Regions from separate parts of the Mus musculus genome. Here regions 1, 2, 3, 5 and 6 are each linked to region 4. Evidence: chromatin loops called from intact Hi-C (ENCODE). Cell type or tissue: heart. All regions are shown on one strand. Region 1 has its middle 170 kb from the start of Gm36873. Region 2 has its middle 170 kb from the start of 2810048H02Rik. Region 3 has its middle 13 kb from the start of Zfp637. Region 4 has its middle 7.6 kb from the start of Gm36788. Region 5 holds the start of LOC115490481 (a small nucleolar RNA gene). Region 6 holds the start of Zfp422 (zinc finger protein 422).

Region 1 (5,000 bases), 200 kb after region 4:
TCAGACCTGCAGTTATTAAACCAATCTCAAGACACACACAGCACAAGTGTGTGTGCAGGACGAACTTGTTTTTATCTGCAACAGATAAAAAATGCACAGTTAAGAGTTGGTGTTCTGGAAAGCTACACACCTCTGGGATGAGACATGAATGAGAAAAGCTCAGGGCAATGGCAAAAATGGAGAGAAATCGCTTCCAGTGAAGACAAGTTGTTCACTAAGAGTGGAGACACAAAGGACACAGTGATACTGCAAACACTTTGTTTTTCAGCCAGAATGTCTAAGGTTATTTTTATTAATCTTTCTACTTTTTGTAGACAGGAAACAAATTATTAAAAAATATGAAAGAAAAAATTTAATTCAGTATTATTATAAAAATTTGACATAGTGCCACTTCCAAATATTAATAAATTTGATTTTGTACAAAGCTGCAAGTATTGAGAAACCCCAAATTATTTTCTTTTTAATTTTTATTGTACATCTTTATTTCGCATGACACTATGCTATACAGGATCATCTCCATATGAATATATATTGCACTCTGAGTATATTCTTCTCTCTACTCAACAACTTTTTCCTCTCCTCCTAAGTCTCTAGATAGTTTTGATTCTATTTTCATGTCATATATATGTATGCATAAATATAGTCATATATTTACAAATATAAGTCATATGTATGTATAACATTTATGCAACACACACATATATAAAATACAGGAACCACACATGAGAAAAATCATATTTGGCTTAGACTGGTTTAGTTTGCTTAACACAATTATGTCCAACCCATCCATTTTCTTGGAAACAACAAAGTTGCTTTTTCTTTATGGCTAAAACAGTCTATCATTTATCCATCACAGACTTTCTCTAACTGTTCTTCTGTTGACTGCAGATATCTCTATGATATGCTGACTTGCAGTCCATACTTGGAGTAAACACCCAGGAGTGCTATAACTAGGTCACACGGCAGACCGACTTCTACTTTCCCGAGACGCCTCCACACTGATTCCTTACCTGCAGTACATAAGAGTTCCCTTCTGGGCATCTTCTCCAGCATCTGTTACAGTTTTTTGTTTCATTTTGCTTTTTGTTGTTGTCGTTTATGACTGACATTCTGTCTGGCTTGAGAAGGAATCTCACAGTGTAGTTTTAACTGAGAGACCTCTGAGGGCTAGTGAGTTTGAATATCCTACTATGTGCTTACTGAGAGACCTTTAATGGCTAGTGAGTTTGAACATCCTACTATGTGCTTACTGAGAGACTTCTGAGGGCTGGTGAGTTTGAAATCCTACTATGTGCTTACTGAGAGACCTCTGAGGGCTAGTGAGTTTGAATATCCTACTATGTGCTTACTGAGAGACCTTTGATGGCTAGTGAGTTTGAACATCCTACTATGTGCTTACTGAGAGACCTCTGAGGGCTGGTGAGTTTGAACTTGTTACTATGTATTTGTGTCCTCTTTTGAGAACTGCTCATCCCATTGAACTTGTTGCTGGCCCTTTGTTTCCTCTTTGGAAAATTGCTCATTCCACTAGTCTACTTACTGACTGGATTCTTTGATATCGTATTTCATTTTCCTGTGAGCTTTTGTTGCTTTGACTTTTTGATTGTCATTAAAGTTGTTGTTTGTATATTCCAGGCATCTATCCTCTGTCAGACACACAACTGGCAAAGATTTTCTTCTTCCTGTATCATTTTCCCAATTAACTGTTTCCATTGGGTTTGGAAGCTTTTTAGCCACCGGAGACCCCACTTGTCAGCTGTTGATGTTATTTTATGACTGCCTGCAAATGTTGAGAGCCCTCAGCAGTTGAGAGCACCTGTGTATGCCAATGTCTCCAACTATATTCTACACTTCTTTTCTCTAACACTTTCAGAATTCCAGATCTTATATTGGGGTCTTTAATTCTTTTAGAGGTAAGTTTTTATAAAGAGAGATGTGGATCTTCTACCTGTGGACATCCAGTGTTCTCAGCATCATTCGTGGAAAAGCCCATGTTTTCTTCAGTATTTTAGCAGCATCTTTGAAAAAAAAATGGTTGGCTGCAGCTGTGTGGGTTCAGACAGGACTCTATTCTACTCTATTTTATAGATCTGTGAGTCTTTTGTTCCAGAAGAATGCTCTTTAAAAATCTATATTACTGCTCAGTACTAAAAATTGAAATCAGAAATTATGATGTCTTCAGCATTGTTTTTTTCTTGGGATTGCTCTGGCTATCTGAGGTCTTTTGTGCTTCCATATGAATGTTTAGATTATTTTGAGAGAAATGGCTTTGTGATTTTGATGGGGATTGAGTTGGATTGGAGATTTTGTTTGATAATGTAGCTATTTTACAGTCTTTATTCCATCTTCTAGTGTGTTCAATGTTGCAAGTTTCCACTCTGTGATCTTTCTCATATTTATGTTTACTTCATGGTTTTTAGATTTTTATTTTGAGGCAACTGTCCATGGATTTATTTCTCCACTCTTTCCCCAAACCTGTAGAAACTCAAACGTTAAAAAAAAAAAAAAGTCATTTCTAGCCCAGGGGGCGCCAAACACCAGCTCACCCTGCCTGCCTTGGCTATTGCAACTGATAAGCTCTGCTGTTCTTTCCCTTTCAGGACAGAAACTCCAAAACTTCCCTGAGTACTCTGGAATATGAGAATTTTTGAATATAACTTTTTAATATGCTATAACAATGTCATTTGTGACTTCATTAACCACGGTGCTATTGGAGTGCTGAGAACAATGTGCTAAGACTTAAGACACTTTGGAATAGAATCTGGTGCAATAAATGATCACAAAGGGGAGATAGACTTGATATGACATTATCAAATCAATATGTTTCAAAATATTAGAGACAATAAGTAGGAGACAAGACCTAGCATGAGTATACCATCTGGCTTACTGAATAGACTAGTGCATCAGCATTCATTTCTAGGTTACAATATGCAAATAACATATTGATAAATACCACACAGTTTCCCCACCCTCTTAGTGACACTGACCCATAAGATGATTGGTCTACATCAGGCTTCATTTCAATTAGGGAATAAATGGGTGGAAGGGTGGCTGCTGAGCACACTGGGTGGGGGAAGCATTCTCTATTCGCCACTTTATTCATCAATTACTGCTGCTTCCATCTAGGTTTTGAGAAGTTAGTCTGAAGGAGGATTTCCTGCAGAGCTTGTTAAGACACACTTACAAGATGCACTGTAGCACTGTAGCACTGCACATAGGAGGGGCTCAGAGAATGCCAACTGCTATTCTGGTGCTGATAGCTTGCTTTGTATCAACACCAGTGCCTTGCCTGAGTTTCCCATAAAAGACAAAAAATTAATCAAGTGAAAAAAATCACCCAATAAACTTTTCAGATTGCAGGCAGTTGGTTGTGTGTAAAGAACCCATCTTGGTATTTTGGGATTTGGACATAGAACCTTAGGCTGTCTTTAAACAGCTGCATCCTGCCCACTTAGTAATTCTTTAGAAAAAAAAATACCAAGAATTACTGGATGCCATAAAACTGATTGTGTATTGAACTAATTTGAACATTGGCTCACTTGTTCACATCTGCAGAGCTAGTGTTCTGTTAGGTGACCAAACTGTTTATCACACAAACCCCAGCCACACCCTGTCACTAGCCCATGATTTTATATGTGAGATGGATCTGACACTGAATCTGAGACATGCTCTCAGAACAGGACCTCTGCCCTAGATTCCTTGAATGGTGCAGAGAGAGTCAGATGTTAGACTCCCATCTCCGTTTCATTATCTGTCTAATGAAGGGGACCAAGTACATCTTTGTGCTGTCTGTGTTTAATAAATATGGAGAACATTTACTACATCATGGGAATGGAGTCCACAAAGTCTTAATGAAAATAAAGTGCATAACAGGAAAAGAAGGTGCAATATATTTTGGGCTCTCGTGTGGTCATGAGGATAGATCCTTCCCGAGAGAGCATAACAGAGGACCATTTTAGTTGCAGATGTGGAATGAATGTAGCTTCTAGCTACATATTTTCTCTGGCTTTGACCATGTGAAACACAGATGTTTAACAAATCATCTTTCTATTAAGGCTGTGATAACCCAGCATAGTTTGAAAATGGTCCCATGTTTTCAATTAGATTGTTTCCAGTGTAGAATGTTGTGGACAGAACTGGCTTTAGAAGGTGGTTTCTAACTTATTTTCCCAGAGTACCCAATCCAGTAGCCTCTTGAAACCAGGAGGCAGTAGAACGCTCACTGCGTGTGAGAGTCTCCTCACACAGGACAAATGAGGAGATGTGGTATGGATGATTCCAGGAAAGCAGAGCATCCAGGGGCAAGTTCAAAGGAACCTGCCAAAGCTGTGTCCTCCAGGTCCAGTTACAAAGCGCCTGCGTTAGCTCAGCTACCTCTATGGTCCACAGGAGTATGGGGGACTGCAGAGAAAATGAGTTTTCCAGGAATTAGCTGGCAGTGTCTCTATCTCTGAGGAAACTGCTGCTCTTACATGAAGCACAGTCACAGAATGAGCTCAGTTACAGGTTGTTTGATTGCAACTGACTTGAGGCCCTCACCACCGCTTCCTGAGCACCTCCCCGCTGGGTCCTTAGTGCATGGTCTGAAGTTACTCCCTCTATATGAGCGCTGCCTCCATTACTCTCAACAGACAAGCATAGATTCGGCTGAAGCCATTAGAAGAGACCACAGGAATGGAATCTTGTATACATCACTATTCCAGTAATATAATAATCCAAAATCTGTATTTGAAATTACTCAGTTTCTGATACCTATATCTAGGCCACAAAAATATTCTAATCAAAAAAGGATACAGGTTGTACATCCCTTATTAAAATGCTTGGAACAGAACTTTTTCAGATTTCAGAGAATTGAAATTTTTTTAATATTTGCAAAATTTTCCCAAGAAAAATGTTAATATGAACATCTGAAATGTTCCAGAAATCCTAAACCATTTGGGAATCATGACAGTCTTCACAGGAATTCAGAATTCTGAACATTTGAGATTTTATACTATCAT
Region 2 (5,000 bases), 210 kb after region 4:
GGGAATAAGGTCATCTGGCCTGGTGCTGTTTGATGATGAGCCTGGGGTTTGGGGTAGGGATGATCCACAGGGTTTTTCATAAGTGAAAATCTAATTTTGTGGCACAGCTCTGAAGAACTATATAGGCATAGATTCTTCTAATCCTTCTATAATGGCTCTTATAATGGTAATATTCTTTATTATTCATCATCTGCCCCACTACCCTCTCTCATCCACCCTCTTGTTTCTTGGTCTCCCCATAACCCCCTAATCCTCTCTGCTCGTTCTGTGCCCTCTGTTACTCTCCCCTGCCTGGAATATATACTCTTCTCTCCTCGTGGTTCCTTTCCACTTTCACAACGCCATAGCATACATACATGCATACATATATGCATACATACATGCATGTGCACATACATAATACATGAATTTTATTACATTAATACACATTAACATATTAAATCCATTTGTGTATATGAAAGACAACATCTATTTGCCCATTTTGAGTCTGCCTTATTTAACTTCACATAATTACTTCCAGTTCTGTCTATTTTTCTACAAATGTCTATTTTTCTACATTCTTCTTTAGGATTAAATAAAACTCCATTGTCCATGCATACTCCATATTTTCCTTTTTATTATTTTTATTGGGAGGGAGGGAGGGAGGGAAGGAGGGAGAGAGAGAGAGAGAGAGAGAGAGAGAGAGAGAGAGAGAGAGAGAGAGAGAGTCAGAAGACAACTTGAAGGACTTTGTTTTCTCCTTCTACCACGTGGGGTCTGGGGCTCAAACTCATGTCATCGGGCTTGGCCACTCATGCTTTCACAAAACATTCAGGCAACTCAGCAGCCCTATGTTATTATTTGGGGATCTCTACACCCAGTTCTTTAATGGCTACCCTGGCTTGCACTCCCACAGCAGTGAATAGGATTCCTCTTCCACACATCCACAGCGGCAATGCTGCCTTGGTTGTCTTGCTGACAGCTGCTTTGGTGGGATGAGATGACCCAAAGCATTCACGTTTTCCCCACGGCTAAAGATACCAAACAATTTTCCAAGTACTTGTTGGCCATTTGTAATTTTTTTTTCTTTTCTTTTGAGAACTGTATAAATTAGCTTTCTGATTGTGTGTGTGTGTCCTTTTTGAGTACCGATTGTTTCCATAACTCTGCAGAACATTTTGAATTTTGTGTAATAACTTCTTAAATTTTAGGGACATTGTCCTATTTTGGGTCATTTTCAGAACACTTTCACATATGCTGTATCTGGCAGTGTTTTCCCCTCTGCAACTTCAAAAGCTTCCGGCCTTACAGTTAAGGTCTTTGGTCCCTTGTGGAGTGATTTTTTTTCATGTGGGGTAAGAGATATGAATTTCTTTCATTCCTCTACATATGGATTCTAGTTTTCTTTCTTTTTAATATAATTTTTTTAATCGAGTCTTTGTGATTTTTTTGCACCGTGCACTCCAATCCCACTCATTCCCCAATTCTTCCATGTGGATTCTAGTTTTCTTAGCACCAGTTGCTTAAGTCTGTCTTTTGAAGTGTTGTTTATCTATCTCATACATAAAGAAGAATGAAGCTTTTGATAGTTTTTAATTCTTTCACTTGGAATTCATTTAATCCAATCCTTGGCATCTATTACTTTGGGATTTGTAAGTTTGGGGAGTCTGGTTGTCTTGGTTATAAATCTATTTATTTATTTTTGCTTTGGGTCCTGCAGATGTGGGAACTAGATCATTAATTATATTTTTCTTTTATCTTCATTTTTTTCAATGGAAGTATTTGCAATGCCCTAATTGGACTAGAATTAGTAGAATTGAGGTATCCCTTTTCTTACTACCACCACCACCAATAACAATAATAACAATGACAATAATAATAGTATAGCAGTAACAGTAGCAATAACAATAACAGCAATAGGAACAACAATAACAATAGCAATAACAGTAAGAACCACCCCCAACAATTCTCTTGGACTCAGTCACTGTATGAAACACAGGAGTCCCAACAGTATCACGCTAAGATGCTGATCTGAGTGGAAATGGGAAAACCAGCGGTTAGTGGGATGATAAAGAAAAAGGAGAGGAATGAAAACCAATGGAAGGAGACCAATAGGGATAAAGGAAGGAGAAAGGCAGTCTGCCTAAAGGTAGAATGAAGAGAAGCGAAGAAATCAATTAGGTAATCCAAAATAACCCCAGCCCGGAAGGCTCAGGCAAGGAGATCGCCAACCAGGCCAGCTTGTGTTCTCTGGAAAGTCTACCACAAAGAAAAAATAAAAAGATTGCTTTAATTTACGGTTGGAAGAGAAAAAGAAAAAATAAGGCAGAATGAGAACAGAGCAAGGGTCTGCGGTTGATGAAGACGCAGAGCCTGCCCTGTCTCTTGCCTGCTCTCTTGCTCCAGGCTTGCCTCCCCAGTTTTCCTTCCTGGGCTCCCAGCTGCCAGTCACACCCCAGACAGTCCTGCACGTTTGAGTGGCAGATGCAGGTCCCATTGAAGGGCCTGGTTCCAAACGCTGGCCAGACCCACTGAAGTTCCTGCAGGAGTCAGGTTGCAAAAGCCGCTCAAACCCCCGAGGATGCGGTTCTAGGGACACCACCACCCCACCCCACCCCCTTCTTGAAAAGGACAGCCTGTGTCCCCTGAAGCCTCTGGCGCTGATTCAAATGTCTTCCCCCACAGTCTAGAAGTATCCTTCTGGCCAGGTTTCAGCTTACAGCCTGACATTTCCTCTGGGTTTCCCTGGTGTGTCGTTCAGGGTGTGTTTGGGGTGGCAAAGCAGCTGACTCAGCTTGTCCTTTTTTGGTTTGTTTGTTTTAATGGCTTCTTGACACAGATCCAGTTGAGTGCCAAAGAGAAGGTTATTTCGAGTGTCTGCCACCCTGTGCTGCTGCAACTTCTGTCCCCTCTTCCCTCCCTTTCTCCTCTTTAAAGCAGCTACCGGAAGTACAGCCAGCGCTGGTTTTCTGAAGCCACTTCTCAAGCCAGGCTACATGCTGGCTATGTACTCCTTTTGATGAGAGGGAGAGTGCTACAAACTGCATGAATTCCTGAAGGTGGCCTCTGGGCTTTCTCTTCTATTCGATTTTGCAAAGTTTCCTATTTTATTTTGCTGCTGAAAATACAGATCTTTGTCTGTTGCTGACCTAGTCTGATAGCTTTTTTTTTTTTTGGCCCGGTTTATTTCCTGGAAATTTTAGCATACCTGAGTCATTCATTCTCTCATCCACCTCAATTCTTTAAAAATATTTCATTTTTAATGTGTACGAATTTCTTTCTGCATGTCTGTCTGTGCACCATATGAATACCCCTGCATATGCATGCCTGGTGCCTAACCACAGAGGCCAGAAGGTATCAGGATCCCCTGGAACTGAAGTCACAGATGGTTGTGAACACACACACACACACACACACACACACACACACACACACACACACCTTGAATTTTAATCCAATTAACTAGTGTGTGTCTCTTTCTTGGTAAACAAGACCATTTACATTTTGTGTTGTTATTTTAAAAGTTCTTTAGTGCTTGCAATTTTGTTGATTGCTTTACTGCTTGGCTAGGATGCTGTTTGCTTGTTTGGGTTATTTTTTGTTGTTGTTGTTGTTCTGTTTTATTTTGCTTTGTTGTTTTTTGTTTGCTTGTTTTATTGACAGTATGGGGGTCTTTCTTGTTTACCACTGTTAGATCTGTTGGCGTCCTTCCTAGCTGCCCTTCCTTAGTTTTCTCCTCTCATGAGATGGATTCTTCCTTGGATCCTCACAATTGAGGTTTGCCTTTCTCCTTCCTCTGTGTATAATGTTCCTTTAAGCATCTTCTGCAGTTTTTCCTTGTCTGGAACTGCGTTTGTTTCTTTGTCAATCTTAACAGATGACATTGATGGATAGAGCAACCCAGGCTGGCAACTACTTACTTTCAAGACTCATAATGCATCATTATGGACTGTCAGTGGTCTCTCAACCCGGGGCAGGAAGTTCGCCGCTCTTCCCCTACAACTTAGGCCACACCAGCTTAAGGTGCTTGTAATTTGGTGGTGAATTCCCAGAAGGGCAGTATGGCTCACTCTATGCCTCAGGGACCACATCACGGTCACCTTCAAATCTCACAAGTTTGATTAGAGTGTTCAGAGCAAGAAAATTAATCAAGATTCCATGATAGAGCACGTCAGCGCTGCAAAGAAGTTCTTGAATGGTGTGTAAAATACAGCAGATACAAGCCACTGTCAAGTCTAAGAAGTATGCTAAGTGTTCACAAAAGACAGTGATGGATTCTTACAGCACAACATGTGCCTGTGAACCTGAAGTGTGTGCGAAATGTGGAAAGAAGGAAGATATCGTTATTCTGTTTAACAGAGAAATAGGAAATACTGAAATCCACCAAGGTTCTAACCATAGAAAAAGCTACAGAGGAAGGGAAGCCGGTGTGAGGATCAGCTGCTGAGACATGCTGCACACACAGTTCCATGTTGTAAAACCCATGGAAATTGTTCAGAGGAACATTTTACATAATGTCAAGCTAAACAGTGGTGAGACCTGGTGATCGTATCAGAACTACCTCATGGAAAACTAAGATGATTTAGCTCCGTCGGTCCATTTTAATAGACTGTGACCCCCCCTCAGCAAAGGCCTCTGCACACCTTACAAGCAAAACACAGTTACACACATACACACATAAAATCACATGTGGTGATTTTCCTTCAAAAATATTTTTCCATACTCCATCTCAATGTTTATGCCTTTTGAAAATACTAGAAAGAAAAATCTAACCTTCATATTCGAGTGGAGATATCGTCAATACCAAATGCTCCTGAGGTTCTTCGCCATAAGCTTATCTTTCCCAGAGTTCCACCGTCCTGAACTATCACTCTACTGCCTGTGTTTCCTCTACCAGATAGCGCAACTTAGCTTCATGTGATTACTGAAGTTTCTGTCCTTGGTTTAAAACCCCAAAGCTTCAGAAAGGCAGCCTGGAAGAGCACTGAACTTTTCTACATGCTCTACGGACATTACTAATT
Region 3 (5,000 bases), 1.1 Mb after region 4:
TAGAAGGCACAAAGAAATGTGAGGCTGAGTGTACCCTGGTAATGACTGTTGTAAATCATTTGTGCTAAGGGCAGGCCACCCATGACTCCGCGGTTCAGCCCAGTAAGCACAGGCAACTCTGTTTCGTGGCTCTTTGCTGCCATCTGCTGGAACATCATTATAATATTATTCAGCTCAGCACCCACCAAAGTTGAAGCCCATCATTTGGAGTTAGTTTTGAGATGCTTCGATTGTTCAATTTAAACTCTGACCCTGGGTCCAGAAAACACAGAAGGAAAATAAGTCAATTCACATGAGTCACAAAATTCACTGAATCAATGGCAGAAACGCCTTCATTCCATGGCTTACAGCAGTCCTCAACCTGTGATCACAACCCTTTTGGCAAACCTCTACCTCCAAAAAAAAAAAATTGTTTTCATTACAATGCATATGGTTGGGGTCATCACAGCATGAGAAACTGTGTTAAATGGTGGCAGTGTTAGGGAGGTTGAGAATGCTGTGCTAGTTTTGGGGTGAGGGGGTCCAAAAGGGCAGGGGAAGAAGGAAGGGAGCAAGGAGTCAATCTGTCCTCAGAGTTATGTGAGCTGTGCTGGAACCAGAGGTGTTCTGCACACGGGTAGTGTTCCCTGCTGCTGAGAAACCCACAATCGTGCTTTAAGCAGATGCTAGCAAGGCAGGGTGATAGGCGCAGCAGCATGTGGAGTAGAGAGGGCAAGTTCGTGGTCACGGTGGTGTCCGAGTCTGCTAACTCTGCAAACATGGCTAGAAAAGTCAAAAGCAAACACTGCGACTCAACTGCACTCACACCTAAATGTAAGCCAGCGCCTGACATCCTCCAGCTTCGGCTCCTCCCGCCCTTAGTGGGAAGTGTGTAGCCAGACGCTGCTGCCTTGTAGGGGCTACATCATAACAGTAGCATAATTCAGATCAGCAGTCCTGTAGCAAGAATGCTGGAGATAAAACAGGAGGTGAAGGGCTGTCAGAGGGAGTTACATGTAACAAGAGCTCCCCAGAGGGTCAGTAGGATCAGACTTCCTGGACCCCACATCAAATGGCCACTGTCAGGAAGAAAGGTCGGGGCTGAGACCAAACAGTATTTACAATGCTATAAAAAGCTGTAGGGCTACTGTCCTTTAAAACCTAACCACTCACTAGGAAATCTGGGAATATGGAAATAGAGGTGCCCTGCCTCCTCTCTGGACATTTCTAGCACTCACAGGCATGAAAGGAGCAGGTCAAGGTCCCACAGCAATGTAGGTGTGACCCCCAGAAGGTCAGAAAGCCTTGGGACTCAGACTCAGACAACCCTGTGTCGGGCCTGGGGTCTGGATAGGGAAGGACAACAAGTGCAAATATCTGACAGCTCTAACACAAAGCTGTCCCAAAGAGGAGCAAGCAGATCCAAGTGCCATGTCACAAGACAGGAGTTGTGGCGCTCAGTAAAGTGACATCATTCATAGCCTCTCATTTCCAAACCATGCTCTCTAGGTGTGAGGCCAGAGACTTGAAAGATAATGACAGAAAGATCAAAAGATTGGTCTGTTCATTATCCCGTGCATAGATGTGACATGAGAAGCCAAGGGTGTCTTTATCTTTCTAACTTTGTATGTATGTCTATGTTTGTGTCTCATAGAAATGTCTGTCTATGTATCTGTGCAAGCCTCCATCTGTAAATAAATGCCTGTGTGCCATGTGTCCCTATGTCTCTGTGTGTCTCTGCACATCTCTATTTCTGTGTGCATCTCTGTCTCTTAAAGGTCACCTGCACGTACCGCCATCTCTTTATGGGCATCTGCGTACACCTCTCTGTGTGCCCATCTGCAGTGGTTTGAATAGGTTTGGTCCCCATAGGTTCGTGTGTTGAATGTGCTTGGCCATAGGGAGTGGCACTATTAGGAAGTGTGGCCTTATTGCGGGAGGTGTGGCCTTGTTGGAGGGAGTATGTCTCCATCTATGTGTTTGTATCTTGTGTATGCCCATGTGCTTCTGTCTGTGTGCATCTATGTTTCTCTGCTTGTATGAGTACAGCTCAGCCCGTTTGTATGCATCACCAATTTCACATCTGTCTCTCTGTGTATCTTTGTCTCTGGAAGTGTCTCCATTTCTGAGTTTCTGTGGGCGAGAGTGTCTCTGCGTCTCCATCTCTAATGTCTCTGTGGGAGCCCCTGTAGATGAGGAAGGAAGGAAGGACTGACAGGGAAGCCTGAGATAGGGGTCACACTATGGCCCAGCCTCTTCCCACAATTCCTTTGGACAGAGTATGGCAGGTCTGCTGCACACTCCCCAGCCCCATCATAAAGGTATAAAGACTGTCTAGGAGTGAGACACGGCAGACAGTTCCCAGAGGGATGTGCCATCAGTATCGCGGCAGATGTGCCATCACATGTCTCAGGATGGGGGTAGGGGGAAGCAGAGAAACCAGAGGACCCCTAGAGCAGTCCTCCCGCCATCAGCAAAGCATGCGGGCACAGCCCTAAGTTCAGCGTGACTGGGAAGCTGGGCACCCCAGAGGGTCTAGACAGTGCTGGAACTGGGGTGCATGCTATTCATCATGGGAGCCCTCAAGACCATCTTCCATGGAGGGTTAGAGGTGCCCATGCTGTCCTTGCCACAGAACATCTCTGCCCACGTCACCCCAGGGAGTCCCAGGGCCATTGACACCATTCTAGAACCTTTCCCAGCCCTCTGTGAAAGCCCAGAGGCTGCAAAACATGAGAAAAATAGGCAGAGCAACAGAAGCCTGAAAACACCAAGGCCCAGGAAGGAAGCAATCATCCCCGGGCACCAGGCAGGCGCTCTGTGGAACCTGGAAGTCCCCTGGCAGAATCCACCCAAAGAAGGGAATGGAAGACGTAGCCCTATGTCGGTTGACTACCACTCTCAGGCACTAAGAAAATGCTAATCTAGCTTTATAGTCTTTGCTCCAGGATGGAGTTAAAATCCAAACTCGAGGGCCTGGGATCCCACTCTTTTGCCTCATGAACACTGCAGGGGTAGGGCTGGTCTTGGGCGTGCCCGCAGCGCCCCCTGCTGCTGTAAGGGAGAAAGGCTTCTGGACTTGGGGAAAGATTTCAGCCTCCTGAACAGTTGCTAGGGAAGCCCCTAAGTGAAGCAAGAAAATCTCTAAGACACCTGGAAATTACACGCAGACTCGGACCTGAGCGCACAGAGAAGCCCAAGTACAGATCAGCCAGGTCAACTGTGGACACCAAGAGCGACCTGCGTCTCAGTCAGGAGATTACCTACACACAGTGTCAGAAGTTGGCTTTCTTGGGAGTTCCGGGAAGAGGCAAGCTTGTGAAGGGAGACCCAAAATGTTCTACTTGGGGTAGAACTACCTCTGAAGAGCGGAAGCAGGAGCAGCGGCTGAACCACACAACAGGAGACAAAGGGCATAATCGCCACCCAGCCTCAGTCTCGCCCAGCTACTTCAAAAAGCCACACCCTTTGTTAAATTTCAAATTATATATTTATTAACCATAAAATCAGCTGTGTGATAATTATGGTTATGGTCTTCACATCCCAAGAAATGCATTAGCTATTCCAAAACACAGATGAGGCTGCTATAAAACCTTTGGAATGACAGTCTAGGTTTTTTGCCTATTTCAGAAATAAAAACCATTGCTTGTTCTTACTTCAGTAAAAACAAATGAAGATAAAGCTAATTTAAGTCTTATTTAGGGATAAGGGAAGGGATAAGGGGTAAGGGGAAAAAATAAGGACAAAGAGAAGAGAAAGCAAGAGGGTCATTAGTATGCCCTTATAGAGTGACCGTATATTCCAGCATTATTACTACCATCACCATCAAATGTCAAATGCAAATTGGAAGAAATTTAGGGGACACAAGAACTGTATGAAATGTGAGACTCTAAGTTGAATCTCGGAACATAAAATCAACCACATTTTTAAAAAAAATAAAAACTAGTTAAACTTAAATAGCCAGAAACTTATGCTTAAATATTAGTCTGGTATGTTGTAACAATATCCTTTTTTTTTTTTTTTTTTTTTTTTTTTTAGGTTTTTCGAGACAGGGTTTCTTTGTATAGCCCTGGCTGTCCTAGAACTCACTCTGTAGACCAGGCTGGCCTCGAACTCAGAAATCCGTCTGCCTCTGCCTCCCAAGTGCTGGGATTAAAGGCATGTGCCACCACACCCAGCAACAATATCTTTTATGTTACAGTTCTTTAAGTGTTTACTATTAGAAGTTAAAGGCAGTGGGTATGGGGGACTTTTGGTATAGCATTGGAAATGTAAATGAGCTAAATACCTAATAAAAAATGGAAAAAAAAAGAAGAAGTTAAAGGCATAAATTCTGTATTGCTTTGCAAGCCTTTGGTAAGTCTAGAATTTTTGTGTTTTATAAAAAAGGAAAGGGGCTGGAAAGATGGCTTAGCAGTTAAGAGCACTGACTGCTCTTCCAGAGGTCTTGAGTTCAATTCGCTGCAACCACCTGGTGACTCACGACCATCTGTAATGGGATCTGACGCTCTCTTCTGGTGTGTCTGACAGCTACAATGTACTCATATAAATAAAATAAATTAAAAATTTTTTTTAAAAAAAGGAAATTAAAAAAAAAAAAAAAAAAGCCGGGCATGGTGGTGCACGCCTTTAATCCCAGCACTCGGGAGGCAGAGGCAGGCGGATTTCTGGGTTCGAGGCCAGCCTGGTCTACAAAGTGAGTTCCAGGACAGCCAGGGCTATACAGAGAAACCTTGTCTCGAAAAACCAAAAAAAAGAAAAAAGAAAGGAAAAGAAAAGAAAGGAAAGGAAAGGAAAGGAAAGGAAAGGAAAGGAAAGGAAAGGAAAGGAAAGGAAAGGAAAGGAAAGGAAAGAAGGAAAGGAAAGGAAAGAAAGCCAGGATGTTTGGTAGAGGTGTGGAATGGTGAGGTGGAAGGGGGTGCCACTGCAGGCCCATGCTGAGGAATCCCTTCCCCCTGGGGTACCAGCCACATGACAAATATAGTATAAAATAGAGTTAATTTAGAACATGGGAAGGGGAG
Region 4 (5,000 bases):
CTGTGTGTCTGGGGCCATCTCAAGAGCAGTCTTAAGAGTGTTATACCCTACAGGGGTCATCTTGAGCATGGTCTGCCCCTCCCCATAGGCCTGTGTGGTAGTTGTCGTAGGCTAGCTCCCCGTTCGGTCCCCAAGGAGCTGGCCTGGTGGTCATTGCTGGCTTCTTCATCATCCAGTCTGCCCAAGTGGCCCCAAGTGAGGGTTGTCTATTTTGGGCTCACTCCCTCCTGAACCCTCAGTCCCAGGCAGGGCTCTTCAGGGCTCCAGCTTGCTCCCAGCCCTGGGAGCCCTCAGGGCCTGCATGGAACCAGACTGGTGGTTGTCTCAGGCTAGTTCCCTGTCTGAGCCCCTGGTCCTGGACTGTCTCAGGGTTTTGGTTTGTTCCCCTCCCCCACCCCCACCAGCCCCAGGGAGTGTTAGTTAGGCTATCATTCAGATATTCATAGGTCAGAACACTGAGTACAGACTCTCCTTTCTGCCACTTACTGACACACATGTGGCACAGCAGCTGCACCTGCAACGTTACTGCAGGCTATGTAACGTAGGGGTGACTACGTTTTGTTTGGTTTTGGTTTTTGTTTTTGTCAGAAAAGCTGTTACTGTTTTGCAGATGCTTCTCCTCATCGTCCAATGTATGACTGCGATGGTATGATTTCCCCTTAAGTAGAAGAACACGGGGAAAAACACTGATGGATTTCCAGGTCATTAAGGAACCAGCCTTGCGTTCTTGGGAGGTACCCTAGCTAGTCAGGGTGCACTGTCTGTTGGATTTGGCTTGCCAAAGTTAGGCTTTAAGTGAATATGCTTGCTTTGCGCACCTGTGTTTGCATCTGTGCTCATGGGGTTATCTGTCTGGAGTTTCTGTTACTTGTAACATTTTTGATGGAGTTATAGTATTAAATGGTTTCTTGCAACAATCTGAGCAGTAGTCGATTCTGTACAATTTCCTGGAAGACTGGAATCAAAATGAACTAACCTTTCAATGTTAGGTGAAAGGCCATCCGAAGCTGAGATTTTCTATGTGGGATTTTTTATAAAAGTATAATGTATAATAACAGAGATAGGATTATTTAACATTGTGTGTTTTATTTTAAGTACACACATTTCCTTCAAGGGCTTTGACACTTTAACTTATCAATATATTAAGTTTTTCATAACATTGTCTTATTTTCCTTTGGACATCTGTAGAATCTGCAGGGCTGCCAGCATCCCTCTTCTGTTAGCAGCTGGGCCACTCTTCCCTCCCATCCTTTCCCTTTCTCTTCTTGCTCCTCCCTCTCCTCCAACAATCTGACCACTGGGCTATCAGGGTTTGTTGTTTGTTTGTTTGAGACACAATCTCTCTATGCAGACTTGACTGTCCTGGAACACACTCTGTAGACCAGGATGGCCTTGAACTCACAGAGATCCTCCTGCCTCTGTCTCCTGAGGACTAGGATAAAAGGTGTCCCCCCCCCCCATGCCCTGTGGTTTGTCAATTTTATTGACTGTCTAAAAATTTTTTCCAGGTCATAATTTTTTGTTTTCCTGTCTTCTACTGTAGTAATGTATTATCTTATTTTGCTTCTTCTTTCCCTTCTGTTTCTTCTATATCTAATTTAATGTTCTTTGTCTTGGTTTCTAAAAGGGAAGTTGAAGTCATAGACTGGTCTGAAGTCATGAGAGCATTCTTGCTTTTTAACTTAATTTGGGGTTGTAGATTTCTTTCCAAGATTTGTTTCCCACCCAATTGTGTTATGCTGTGCATTGGCAGTCAGTTCACTGGGCTTCTGTCTCATCTTGCCTGTTGGAAGGCACAGACACTTTTTATTGGGTGTTATACATTATTACTTTTTTTTCTTATTTTGTGGTGACTGTTTTTGTATCCTTGCATATACCTCTGAGCTTGCTGTTGAGCTTCACTCTCATCCTGGCTACAGACAAGATGGCTCTATCTAGGTTCTGCCTGTATGAGTTCTTAGGGAATCAGTTCTCAACCTCTGGGTCGTGACCCACTTTCACAGTGACCCCATTCACAGGGGTCGCATATCAGATATTTACATCATGATCATAACAGTAGCACAATTATAGTTATGAAGTAACAACAACATGAGGAACTGTATTAAAGGGTTAGAGCATTAGGAAGGTTGAGAACCACCGCCTTAGGGGACCTGCGTTTTACTGTAACTACTAACGGCCTTGCCTGAAACGAGGGTTTCTGATGGTTCAGTGACCCTGCTAGTGGCCAGGACCTGCCCTGGCTTTCTGTGTCTCTTTCCCTCCAGTCCTCTCCAGTGGCTCTCCTGGTCATCTCCTCATTTGCATCTATGGATCGTTCTGGGGCTTACAGGAGCTTCTGCATCTCCAGTGCATGCAATGCTCCCTCTGTCCAGGTTCCTAGCCTGGGCTTAGGTGGGCGCTCTGACTTGCGCAGCCATATGCTTCCTCAGTCACACTTTCAAAGGCATGGCCTGGATCCTCTCCGGTCAGTGACGTGGATCAATCACGCGGCTCTTTGTCTGTGCTACTTTTCAAAACTTCTTTCGTCAGCAATTCATTTTCCCCCCTTTTGTTATTTCATATGGGCAGGTCCCGTTAACCTCATCTTGACTATTTCATCTAATTACAGTCTTACAGATAACAGGGGATGTTATTTTTCCTACTGTACAAAGAAGGAGCACTCCACTTGGGTAACTAATTCCTTAGGATCTAGGTCTGGAATGTCGAGGCACCGGTGAAGAACCGGGCTTTGGTCAACTTTTGAGCTAGGGCCGCAGGATCTGTGGCGGCAGCAGTGTCCACTAGGGGGCGGCAGAGGCCCGGCGTGCTCTGGTTCATCCTTGGGCTTTCCCTTTGCTTCCTCCCTCTAATGCTAATTCTTGCAAGTTCCTTACAACCCTGGCGACTTCTAAGCTTATCCCGGTTGCTCCACAGCTTTGCTTCTTGGACTGTGGGATGAGACACTCCTCACAGCTTTTCGTTGCAAGTAAACAGAGAACAGAAGTCACAGCAACTTGGAAATAAAGATGTGCAAAGACTGGCTGGATTTGGACGGTCACTAGTTTTCTGGCTGTCTTCTCTACAGTTTGGCTTTGTTTTCAGACTCTTTTCCCACTTAGTCAACCAGCTGCCTGCTGCTGTTCTAGCCTCACATCAAACAATGCAGAAAAAGTGAGATCTTCTTAGGCCACCCATAAGTCTTGGCTCTACTTGATGGGATCAAATGTGGGGTACACAGGTTTCCTCCAAACCCTGACAACAGCGGCCTACCGAAGCAAGGACTGGCTTGGGTCAAGTATGTTTCGCAGTCAATGTCTGTGCTAAACAGGCTGAGAGTCTGCACTTATCTCAAGCTAGTAAGAGCCGACCTTAGGAGCTGGGGTGCAGGCCAACCCCTTGAAAGCACACCAACGCATGCTGTAAGAGCAGCTGAGGCATGTTGGTAAGCATTTATAGATATTCATAATGGGAGAGTCCACAGGGCCAGGATCAGACCCAAGGCCCTAACAAGTGTTCTCTGTGTGAGCTGCTACCTAAGGGCTCCCTGCAGACTCAAAAGCAGCTCACAGCCACAGAGGGTTTGTAGCTCCTGCCCTGAGAAGCCAGTGAGGTGAGGGCTGGGATCTGACCTATTTATAGTCTGGTTCCTTTGCTGTCTCAGAATAGAGTAACCACCAGGCATAATGCTAAGATTGAGTAAGTATCTAAAGGTCTTCAGAGAACGCACTGCTTACTTAGAAGGGAGGAATGTCAGTAGATACAGCACGGAACTAAGAGAGCCTGTGGGAGCTACGCATGTACATGAGGCTAAAGGTGCACACAGTGACAGCATTTCCTTTAGCTTGTGGAGGCCAATCTGTGCCTTAGAGAGAGCATCTTCATGATTTGATGGATCAGGGAAATGAGCCATGGGAAGAAGGGATGGACCTGGCAGGAGTTGGAGGAAACGGGAACCAAATACCAGTAAACTTAGAAGTCCAGGGCTCATCACTTCCTTTGTCTCCAAAACACATATAGTTTGTTGATGTTACTTGATAGTTTCAAATCCTAACATCCTGAAATGGGATGTGGGGTGGAAAGCACAAACAAAACAAAACAATGAGCCACACCTGCCTCTGATGAAGGTGTTAGATACTCGGTCCCCAGGCACAGGCTGCAGAAGACAGCTGCGGGTGTCAGGTGTGTGCAGGAAAGCTATATCTCCCTCCACATTCCCCGTAACTTGTACACATTGAGTAGGGTTTCAAACCCGGCTGCCTTGGCAGTGAGATGGTTCTTTGGCTCCTCAGCACTCCAGATTTGTGACATCAGAAAGGTAGACTGGTTTTTCTGCTCTTGAAAAAAAAAGAAGGGTTGTTTCTCTAGCTGAGGGAGAGATAGACACATGGGTAGCTGGCATAAGTTTCTACGTTGGCAGGGTGATGAACTTAACAACTGGCTTCTCATGAGAACCCCTGCAGTGCAAATGCGCACCATCCACTACCTGCAGCGATCAGCTCTCCGTGTTTCTTCTGGGCATTGCCTTCTTCTTGGCGCAGCCTTTTATCAGGGACAAGGACTGACCCTCAAGGGGCAAAGCACAGTCAAAGCCACTTGTATTATTTACCTAGACGTTGGCAGGACCACATGTCATTTTTCTGGGGGTGGGGGTGGGGGGAGGAAGGAAGGAAGGAAGAGAGAAAGGAAGGAAGGAAGGGTTTATTTTGGTTCCTGATTTAGAGATTTCAGTCCTCCGGTGTCAGGCCCGATGCACTCGCAGGACATCATGTCAGCAGGACTGTGTGCCTGGAGAACAGCGGGTCATGTTGTGGTGCACCAAGGGGTAGGGAGAATGGGAAGGAGCCATTTATAACCTTCAAACGCTCTTCTACTGAGGGTCTAGTGAATGCCCTTATCAGTCACACCCTTCTAGAGGCCTCAAGCTTTGAAACAAGCGTTTAAAACACAAGCCTGTTGGGCCATTTTAGACTTGAACCGTGGTACCATTCGGGCCTTGGTGGAATGAATGCAGTTGCCTGGGG
Region 5 (5,000 bases), 150 kb before region 4:
GAGGTGCAGAGCCCACTTTTCCTTGTGCTGAAGCCAGTGAGGTACAGAGCCACATCACCCACTTTCATGACCCTGAGCAGCTCTCCCAACTGCTGCAGCTGATGAGGGACCAGAGGAGGAGGGCATAACCTCCACATCAATGCCATCTCATGGCAAAGACGTGGCAGGGCCAACTCCCCCATGCTCTTACTCTTGGATGGGCTCAGCTGTATCCCTATCACCAGGGTCTGTAGCTGGTCTAGCTACTTTGTGGGTTCTTTTCCCCGCCATTTAACCCCCTGTTTCACCTCCTATTACTGAATAGGAGAGAAAGAAGGATAGAGGAGAGAGAGAGAGAGGGAGAGAGAGAGAGAGAGAGAGATACACATTACTTTCTTCTTGTTTCTTCTTAGAACACAGCTACTTAATAAACTGCAATCAATTTTCCTGAAGGATTAACAACCACCCACCTCAACTATGAGGCTTTAGCATTTATATACTCTTTGGAAAGTTCCCAGAACTCTAAATATCACACAATCTTGGAAACCATCTGCAGCTGGCAAAACCATGCCTCTGCTAGAGCACGAGGCAAATCATAGTCATTTGCTGCAGAGCAGCTCCACAACCCCACACCAGGGATTAAAACAGAAACATATTCTTACAGCATTTCTGTGTTTTTTTTTTTTTAAAGAAACCAAGATTCCAGAGCTCTCACTACAAGGATCAGCTTTGCTGTGCTGTTCAGGAGGGATGCAAGGCCCACTCTCCCAAGTGCTGCAGCTGGGGAGGGGCAGAACTGTGTGTCATGGCTGCAAGCAGGTGTCTACAGTCCACCTGTGCCCGTGCACCAGAGTGTTGTGGTAAATCTCCAACCCAAATAAGCCCGTGCAAGGAAAACACAACTCAATTAATATAAATACAAGCTGCGTGCCTAGATTGGGCAGATCTACCACTACACTACTATATTCCCCAGCTATGAGATCCCTTAGAACTTGCCGTTTCTCCAGGCCACGTGCTTTTGCTCCATTTTCCTTCCATCTCCTCCTCTTCAGTCTTCCTCCCTCCCTCTTCTTTCCTCGTCCCCCCTCCTCCTTTCTGTCCTCCTCTTCCCAAAACATTTTAGCTCCGCCTCTCTTCCACTACCCATTTACATTTTATAAGTTAAAATGGGGAGAAGACTCACATGAAGTCAGTTGAGTACTGATCCACTCTTCTCCTTGGTACAGGCAGCCCCTCTTGGGGAAGCAGAATTAGCATCAAAATACAAGCACCAGGGCAATCCACAACACCAGAGGGCAGGTCTGTGGGCACCATGGTGGTCTGTTAGTCTCCATCTATCTTCTCCCACGATGCACTTTGTGGTGGTAAGTAGGGCTCTGTGTTACTATGGCCTGCCCTTGATGTGGAGTGGAGCATCTTTCCCCACATACACTATGTGGCATGACAGAAAGCAGGTCTCTGTCTCTCTTCTTCCTCCTGAGCTGTGTTGCCTGGATTTGATTTGATTTTCATGTGTCCTAGGCATAAAACAGTTTGGGCTACCAAGCCAGGCATCAATCTAGGATTCACAAAGGATTGCCACCTGCTCTGCCCCTAACTGATATACAAACATCAGCACCAACAAGGTGTCTCTCTGCCCATTGCTAGGGGTCAGGGGTGGGGGTTATAGTTCTTATACTCAACTATCTGACACTAACTAGATATTCAAACCTTGGTCCCTTTTTGAATTCTATTATATATATTTCAGACACAGATATGTTCCTTCTCAAGACAGAGGTGTTAAGACATAGAAAAGACTTGTAACTGGTCTGGCAGAAATGACAATAGTCTGAAGAGACACATGTGTTCCTCAGTGAGATTATTAAAACAATGGAGCCCAAGAAATAGGAATGGCTTGAGAACTCTCATGCTGGGAGAAGGGAAAGGTATCCACTAGAGGTCTCCACTAGAATAGGTGTCTCAGAAAAAGCTTTCACATAGTTCTAATAACTTTTCAGGCCATGAAGCAGGGTGTAGAAAAGGCCTAGAAGATGGTGAGACAGTAGAGGGTGGGGCCAGACTTTGACCAGAACCATATATATCCCTGCCCTCTATTTAAAGGATTTGAATTAGTGCTTCAGAATTACAGATATACATATACTTTGATCAAATGCACATCACATCTCTCCCTTCCAGTTTCTCCCTATACCTCCACCTCGATCCCCTCCTAATTTTATGATTGTGTTTTTCCCCACCGTCCACTTAGATCTGCCAGTGTGTGTACAGGTGCAGGGCCATCTACTGGAGTGTGGGTATCCTTACAGGGAGAAATCCTTAAAGAAAGTTAACTGGGTCTTCCAGCAACCATCAACTGTTAAAGCTCATCAGCAAAGAGTGAGACTTCATGACTCCTCCCTCCTCCACACTGGGGTTATCTTCTGACTTACCATGGTCAAGTTGTATGCATGTTTTCACAGCCTCTGTGAGTTCTTATGTGCAAGTGCATTGTGGTGTATGCTAAATACTGGTGTGTGTGTATGTGTGTGTGTGTGTGTGTGTGTGTGTGTGTGTGTTTGATCCATGTAAGGAAGGACCAAGAGGGTCCTCTTGCAAAGCAAGAAAACAAGACTCATGAGGAGCCAATGCTGCTGGAACTTTAGACTTTAGCTTCTCTCCTCCATAAACACACACACACACACAAACAAATTTCTATGTTTAATACAAAGTGTGACAATTTAGTATCACAAGCTAATGGCATCTTTGCATATCTAATATACAACTGGCCTATAACATTCCAAATATTAATTTCACTACTCAACATCTGAACCCTGGGCACTTGGACACACACACACACACACACACACACACACACACACACACACACCAAATAAATAATTAATTAATTAATTAAATATTTTTAAAGTATCAGAAACCAGTAAAAATGTGAACAGAATTTCTAATAATTTAACCCTGTTGGGTCTGTCCGAGCCATACCTATATACCACTGTATTATATATGGCACAGAAATTTATGCACTAGTGATGTCTTTTTTCAGTCACTGTTGTTACTTTAATTTTTAAAAATCTATTCTTCTCTCATACGATACATCCTGACCAAGACTGCTGCTCCCTTCCCTCCTCTCATTCAGCCCCACTGCCCCTCTCCCCTAGATCCACTACCCCCAGATCTCCCCCATCTCCTCCTGGCTTCTTCCAGGAACTATCAGCCAGGGACATCAGCCAAACACAACACAACAAGATACTCACAGGCACAAATACTCACAGCAAGGCCGGGCAAGGCAACCCAGTAGGAGAAAAGTGTCTTCAAAGCAAGCAAAAGAATCAGATATATCCCAACTCCCACTGCCAGGAACTCCTCCCGAACACCAAGCCAACAAACATAACTTGTATGCAGAGGACCTATCGCAGACCCATGTAAGGCACCACGACTTTGAGCCCCTATGAAAATTACTTTGTTGATTCCACAGGCCATGTTCTCTCTGTCTCTTTGATCCTTCTGGTTCCCATACATTCCCCTTCCTATGTTCTATAGGGTTCCTAAAGTTCTGAGGGGAGGGACCTGATAGAGACCTTCAACCTGGGGTCTCTCTTTGCCTAATGTTTGTCTGTGAGTCTCTGCATTTGCTCCTATCAACTGCCAGAGCCAGCCTCTTTGATGGCAACTAGATTAGGCACTGCTCTATGAGTACAGCAGTACATCATTAGGAATCATTTCGTTCATTTTTATTCCCAGCCATGTTTGGTTCTATCCTAGGTCTCTGGGCTGTTGTGGCCTTTAGTTTCTCGTCATCCAGGCAGTGTTGAACATAGAGGGGACCTCAAATTAGACCAATCATTGGTTGGCCACTTCCACAAGTTCTGGAACACCATTGCCCCAGCACGTCTTACAGGCAGGACAGATTATATAGGTCAAAGGTTTTGTAGATGGGTTGCTGTCCCAGTCCCATAACTGGAAGCCTTGTCTGGTTACAAAAGATGGATGGTCCAGGCTCCTTGTCCTCTCTATCCTATTGCCAGGAGTCCTTGCTAGGGTCACTCTTGTAAATTCCAGGGGTTTCCCACATCACCCCTCAAATGCCCTCCAATCCCAGTCATCTCTGCCTGCACTTTGTCCCACCACCCATCCCCACAACCTGATCCCTCCTGTTCACATCCTCACCAACTCCCAGTCCAATCACAAAAATCTATTCTATTTCTCATCTCAGGGAGACCCATTTGTCTGCGCTTAGCTCTCCTTGTTACTTAGCCTCTCTGGGCTACTTCACAGTTAATATCTACTTATAAATGATTACGTACCATGTTCATCTTTCTGGGTTGGGTCACATCAAGATGATTATTTTCCTAATTCCAGCATTTTGCCCACAAATTTCATGATGCTATCTTCCTTCCTTCCTTCCTTCCTTCCTTGCTTCCCTCCTTCCTTCCTTCCTTCCTTCCTTCCTTCCTTCCTTCCTTCCTCTCTTTCTTTCTCTCTCTCTTCCTTTCTTTCTCTCTCTCTCTTCTTTCCTTCCTTCTCTTTCTCTCTTTCTCTCTCTCTCCTTCCTTCCTTCCTTCCTTCCTTCCTTTCTTTCTTTCTTTCTTTCTTTCTTTCTTTCTTTCTTTCTTTCTTTCTTTCTTTCTTTCTTTCTTTCTTTCTTTCTTTCTTCACTTTACATCCCAGTTGCAGCCCCCAGTCCCCCCACCACATGGCCCCTTCCCCACCCTCTCCTCCCTTTCACCTCTGAGAAATGAGAGATCCCTCCCAGGAAACCAACCCAGGCTGGTACCTCAAGTCACTGCAGGACTAGGTACATCCTCTCTCACTGAGGCCAGACAAAACATCCCAGTTAGGGGAACAGGATCTACAGGCAGGCAGGCAACAGACAGGGACACCTTCCACTCCAGTTGGTGGTGGACCCACATGAAGCTCAAGCTGTACATCTGCTATGTATGAGCAAGGGAGAGGGGCTAGGTCTTAGGTCCAGCCCTTGTAAACTCTTTGGTTGGTGGTTCAGTCTCTGGAAGCCCCAAGGGTTCAGGTTA
Region 6 (5,000 bases), 140 kb before region 4:
TCTTGGAGCATTTAGCACACTTGTAAGGCTTCTCGTCCACGTTCCTTCTCCGTCGACTCAAGCCCGAGTCGAAGCGAATGGCCACCCCCCATTTCTGTCGCTGGCGGGCTGTCTTGCGCTTGCTCTCATAGGCTTTTCCTTGGCTGGCGCTTCGAGAAATACCCCCTTTGGGCTTTCCTAACCTCATGGTGAGTAGGCAAATGTGTCGGCAAGAGATCCTACTGTCTTCTGAACTTCTGAACTAAGGTCTCATATCCTAGAGTGACGCAACTCGGAATTCCCTTCTGTAGAAGAAAAAGAAAAATACAGATATTTATTAGTTCAGCACTAGCACCTCTTCAATCTATCAAAACTGCATCCATGTGTAGCCAAAGCACACCTAGTACAAGTGCAATGACGCACTTTTAAGAGACAGGTGCTCGTTAGGTGATTCTAATGCCAGAGGTTAAGCTTAATCAGCATCATCATCATTTTGCAACGTTTCTGATTTTGGACAGGCAAAAGAGAAGACGAAGAAAAACATAAACCTGTTAGGGAGGAGCCACAGAGAGTATTTTGAAGGACTAAAAAGCAAAAGCAAGATAAAGTCTCAGAGAAGATACAAAAATAACTGCAAAAGATGATCAATATCTCTGCTAAACAGCATCTCAGGTCAATACTGGCTGTGCTAAATTTCTCATTTAATAGCTGCTACGTAAGATATCCAATTCAAAAGAAATGACAGATTATACTACACCTCCATAGATTCCTATCTATTCTTATTTGCTTGGTTATTTCTATAGATGATAACTTAGCAAGCGGAGTTGAAAATAGAAGCTAATCGGTAAAGAGAATTTCAAGTTTCCCAAGAGTCTTATTCAGAAAATACTAGGTGAGAAAAATCTGGAAAAAAAAAAAAAAAACCAAAACACTTTATTCTTCCTTTCCTAGACTATAGCACGCCAAGAAGGAGAGCACAACCAAAAGCTCTAAAATAAGTTTATTGCATTACATTTAAGGTTGTCTGGAAGCTGTCAAAACAACCCCTTCCACACACACACACTCCAAATAGGCGAGAGTGTGGGAGGTGTTCAGGCCTGCAAAGCCAGTCACTGGACTTCCAGTGTCTTAGGTTAGTTGGAAAACCTACTTGCAACTCAGTTATTTTTCTGAGTTTCCTTGCACACAAGCATTTAAAGTAAGTAAATAAAAACACAAATGACATCTTTTCCTGCCTTTTTTTTCCTTCGTCTTGATTTTGCTGTATAATAATCCTCCAAACGTAAGAGTGCCCAGGGGCTTTTCCTGGGTGTTTAATAATTTTATCTGCTACAATTGCAGCAACAGAAAGAGCAAACTGCACATAACACAGATCTACAGCAATCACTGCCCATAACCGTCTCGGTTATGTACAGACCACGTAAACAGGAGACACTGTGTGGGGTACCTGGTACTCAATAAATAGCTATAATGGTAAGCATACACTTTTAAACACATCTCTTTAAATACCGGGGAACTCACAACTGGTTGCAAACTGATCGATTATGGAATCTACCTATGGATGAAGTAATCATACTTACAGGTAGCCTATGTGTGCTCCTATTTTTAAAATAAAGCTGATTTAAAACCTCCTTTCGTGGGTTCGTAAACACAGGCCCGAAGCTCCTTTAGCTCCTTTACCCATCCCAACCCCGGAGCCGCCTCCGGGCCTGATTTCTCACTGTCCGACCTGGGGAGTCCATCGCCCCCTCGTCTAACGCCCGCCAAGTCCGGTTGTCTGATCGAGGTCCCCAGTAGGGGAGAGGCTGGGTAAAGCTGGGTGATGGAGCTCCAGTACTGGGGACCCGTCTAGCCGGCGTGCACCTGCTCCCTCACCCATTTACGGCAGCAACAAAGAGTCCGCCGCTTCCCTCCAAGTCGCTCACAATGGCCCGGTGCAGCCTACCCACCCGTACAATGGAGTCTTTCTCCTCCGCGGCGAGCGGAGGCGCCCAGGCCGAAGCCGACCCCAGCCCGAGGCCACCCGCCGGGCTCCGTGCAGCGCCGCAGCCCGACCCGACCCAACACCGGCCCAGGCAGACCCGCAGGCCCCGCGTACTCACCGCGCAGGCCGCCACGGTGCCCGCCTCGCGCCTCGCCCGCCGGAAGTGCGGGCTGCTAGCCGCGGAGCTGCCGGCCGCTCTAGGAAGAGGCGGAGAGACCCTCTATGGTCCCCGGCCCACCCCACCATATCCTGCGGATTCTTCCGGTGGTCCTTTTGTGTTCCTCTCTTACCACTCAGAAGGCAGAGCCAAGGACCTTAAGGCCTGTTACCCGCTCTCTTTCTATTCTGGTCGACCTACACAGAAACTGGCCTTTGTTAGATTCTGCTCACCACCCCCAAACCAGCCCGTTCCAACTTGTAAATTGCATTCTTAGTACTGAGTATCTAGTCTAGAGAAATAACTTCAGCCTAAGGTGTTACTTATGTTTTTCACGGGTCGCCTTATATCACCAAAAGGCCCGTGAAATTTCTGGAGGACACTGTCCGCACAGGCTGACTGATTGATTAAAACGGCGGTGGTGAAGAGAGGTTGGGATGTTGCAGGTCCAGAGCATAATTAGTATTCATCTTGGGATGCATCCATTCCTTGTCCACTTCTATGGAAGGATGTGCAACATCCTGACAGATAAAACACAAAATCCCATTCTCCAATCAAAAGGCCAAGAATACTATGTTAGATGACATCTATAGCTGAGATGTCTAAACAGAGCTCTAACCCACCTCTCTGATGTTTCTACAAATGAATTTAAAAGTATCTTGATTTATGGCTTTCTTTGTTCTGTTACTGTCAAACCTTCATGAATTTGGTTGCAGGTTGAAAGGCGGAGTTTGGGTAATCTAAATCTGTGTTCCCTGGGCCATCATCACTTGTGTTTGGCCTCTGAATAAAACTCATGACTTTGAGGAGAGAGCCGTGACTTTGCATCAGCCACTCCTATCAGAGGAAAATGAATGCGTTCAGTGTACTGGGCAGGAACCCCAGCTTGGAGAGGAATTCTGCTCCCGCTCACACTGTGAGTGAACAACTCGGTTTGGAAAGGCACACATGCTTCCTTCCCAGGGGAGTTCTAATGGCTTCAGATTCATCGCATTAAGGCAGACTCCCCTCACTGGCGACCTTGGCTGATCCTGGTGTCCATAAATGCAACTTCCTGCAGAGAAGCAGCACTCTTCTGCGCGGCTGGCCAGATAAGTGAGCTTCTGTGGTTATGGAGGGTTTGGGAGTGTCGTAGGTCCGGAGCCCAGTCATAACAGAGTTTGAGGTATCTCTAGCCATGGAAATAACCACTACTTTGCCCACTTTTGACCTGACATCCTGTGACTGACAGGTAAAAAATATTTTGGGATGTGCTAATTTAACAAAACTGATTTTCTACAACCAGAAGTCCAAGAGTCATCTGATAGCGGAAGCCTGCAGCTGAGGTTCCTCCATGCTGCTATAACCTCCCACTCCATGCTTCCACTAGTGTGTTCCAAAGTGTCTTGTTTTGCAACTTTCTTTATTCTATTACTATGAAACTTCATGAAACTGCTTCCATGTTGGGGCCTGGGATTTGAGGTAACCTAAATCTGTTTCTGGGCCACGGTCATTTATATTTGGTCCCAGCATAAACTCTCTTGACCCATTGACATGTGCAACTCTCCAGAGCTCCAGGCTCCTGGATCCGATTGCTTGGGATCCCGTTTGAATGCGCAGTGAGCATGGCACATCAAACGTTCTGTCCCTCGATAGTCTCCGCCCAGCAATTGACAACCGTGCCTTCACTCCAGCTGCTCAAGCCAAAATCCTCAATGTCACTCTTGTCATGGTCTCCCCTACTCTAAACTTACAAACAACCCTTCTGGTGCCATCTGGGGGTCTTGGCTGGGTGTTTTCTCACCAGCTAAAGAAATAAAAGAGAAAAAAATCCAAGACACAAAAAGGTAAAAAAAACAGAACAACAACAACCACAACACACACACATACACACACACACACACACACACACACACACACACGAGCATTGGAAAAGGAAGTGGTGGACCCACCCATCCCCCAGTTAAAGTCAGTGAGAAAGCAGGCCCCGGAGACAGCTACTGAAAAGCACACAGAAAGAAAGACTCTCCACAAGGTGGAAAGGGGATTCAGAAACCAAAATCCATTTTCCTCACGTGGGGCTATCAGCGCCCTGTTCTCTATCATTTTCCTCATGGGGGGGGGGGCTTTTGGGTTCCCCAGGTTGAGTTCTCACTCTCCTCATTTCATACTGGCTAATGTCCTGTTTGGTGTTATACTACCTTGACCCAGCTAGAGTCATTTGGGAAGAGGAACTCTCAGTTGAGAAACAACCCCTTTCATCCCCTTATGTTCTTCCTGTAGGCATATCTGTAGGGCATTTTTTTTTTTCAATTAACAGTTGTTGTCAGTGGGCCCAGCTCAGTGTAGGTGGTGTCAGCCTAGGCAGGTGATTCTGGGGTATTTAAGAGCACAAGCTGAGTGAGCCCTGGGGAGGAAGGCAGTGAGCAGCTCTTCTTGACTTCTCCATCAGATCCTGATTCTAGGTTTCTGCCCGGCTTGAGTTCCTACCATGGCTTTCTTCAGGAATGGACTCTTACCTGGAAGTGTAAGATGAAATAAACCCTTTCCTCCCCAAGTTGCTTTGGTGATGGTGTTTCATTCCAGCAATAGAAACTCTAACGGAGACAGTTTAGACAGAACAGGGAGCGGACAGACCCGCAGCTCTAGGTAAACATGCTCAGGATTGGCCTTGAACATATCTAAGCAGCCTGGACGGGTCAGCCAGAGGGAGGTTCCTGCTGCCTGAAGAAAGTTCCACCTGGCCTCTGTCTCAGGTCAGAAAGGTGAGAAAGAGGCTGGGAGTCTGCCAACTTTTTTATTTATCTGTGACCCCTTTCCCTAACTGCCTGCCTGGCAGGGATCTCTCCAGCTCCCCATCCCTCACTTTCACAGATTGTTCTGGGCCTGTCTTCACAGTGT

The links. A loop is a pair of places that touch in the nucleus more often than their neighbours do. Peaks named below come from ENCODE experiments on the same cell type or tissue, not always from the same donor. Only the 100,000 strongest peaks of a DNase experiment are listed, where the experiment ranks them.
Region 1: it touches region 4 in a loop (2.0-fold over the local background); 4 of 42 quality-filtered maps call a loop at or near these places.
Region 2: a loop joins it to region 4, with 2.3 times the contacts of the local background. A loop is called at or near these places in 4 of 42 quality-filtered maps.
Region 3: a loop joins it to region 4, with 12 times the contacts of the local background. A loop is called at or near these places in 22 of 42 quality-filtered maps.
Region 5: a loop joins it to region 4, with 4 times the contacts of the local background. A loop is called at or near these places in 3 of 42 quality-filtered maps.
Region 6: a loop joins it to region 4, with 3 times the contacts of the local background. A loop is called at or near these places in 3 of 42 quality-filtered maps.

Annotation. Positions count from the first base shown.
Region 1 is chr6:116,964,102-116,969,101 of GRCm38, forward strand. No RefSeq gene overlaps it. Among named protein-coding and RNA genes, the nearest start is that of Gm36873, 170 kb to the left of the region's middle. In heart, a CTCF peak has its summit at 2,541; no DNase peak of the experiment used is centred here.
Region 2 is chr6:116,977,998-116,982,997 of GRCm38, forward strand. No RefSeq gene overlaps it. Among named protein-coding and RNA genes, the nearest start is that of 2810048H02Rik, 170 kb to the right of the region's middle. In heart, no CTCF peak of the experiment used is centred here; a DNase peak (open chromatin) is centred at 2,544; H3K4me3 peaks cover 703 bases; H3K27ac peaks cover 792 bases.
Region 3 is chr6:117,825,459-117,830,458 of GRCm38, forward strand. No RefSeq gene overlaps it. Among named protein-coding and RNA genes, the nearest start is that of Zfp637, 13 kb to the right of the region's middle. In heart, CTCF peaks have their summits at 159 (motif pointing left) and 3,031 (motif pointing left); a DNase peak (open chromatin) is centred at 3,013; H3K27me3 peaks cover 2,387 bases.
Region 4 is chr6:116,765,117-116,770,116 of GRCm38, forward strand. It overlaps the pseudogene Gm22882. Among named protein-coding and RNA genes, the nearest start is that of Gm36788, 7.6 kb to the right of the region's middle. In heart, no CTCF peak of the experiment used is centred here; a DNase peak (open chromatin) is centred at 2,885; H3K27ac peaks cover 924 bases.
Region 5 is chr6:116,616,356-116,621,355 of GRCm38, forward strand. It overlaps LOC115490481 (a small nucleolar RNA gene), which reads right to left and starts at 1,631; the gene lies at 1,488-1,631. In heart, a CTCF peak has its summit at 1,910 (motif pointing right); no DNase peak of the experiment used is centred here.
Region 6 is chr6:116,626,850-116,631,849 of GRCm38, forward strand. It overlaps Zfp422 (zinc finger protein 422), which reads right to left and starts at 2,150. Exons shown (of 2, transcript NM_026057.3): 1 at 2,082-2,150; 2 at 1-284. The coding sequence starts at 187. In heart, no CTCF peak of the experiment used is centred here; DNase peaks (open chromatin) are centred at 1,842, 1,962 and 3,082; H3K4me3 peaks cover 1,752 bases; H3K27ac peaks cover 1,966 bases.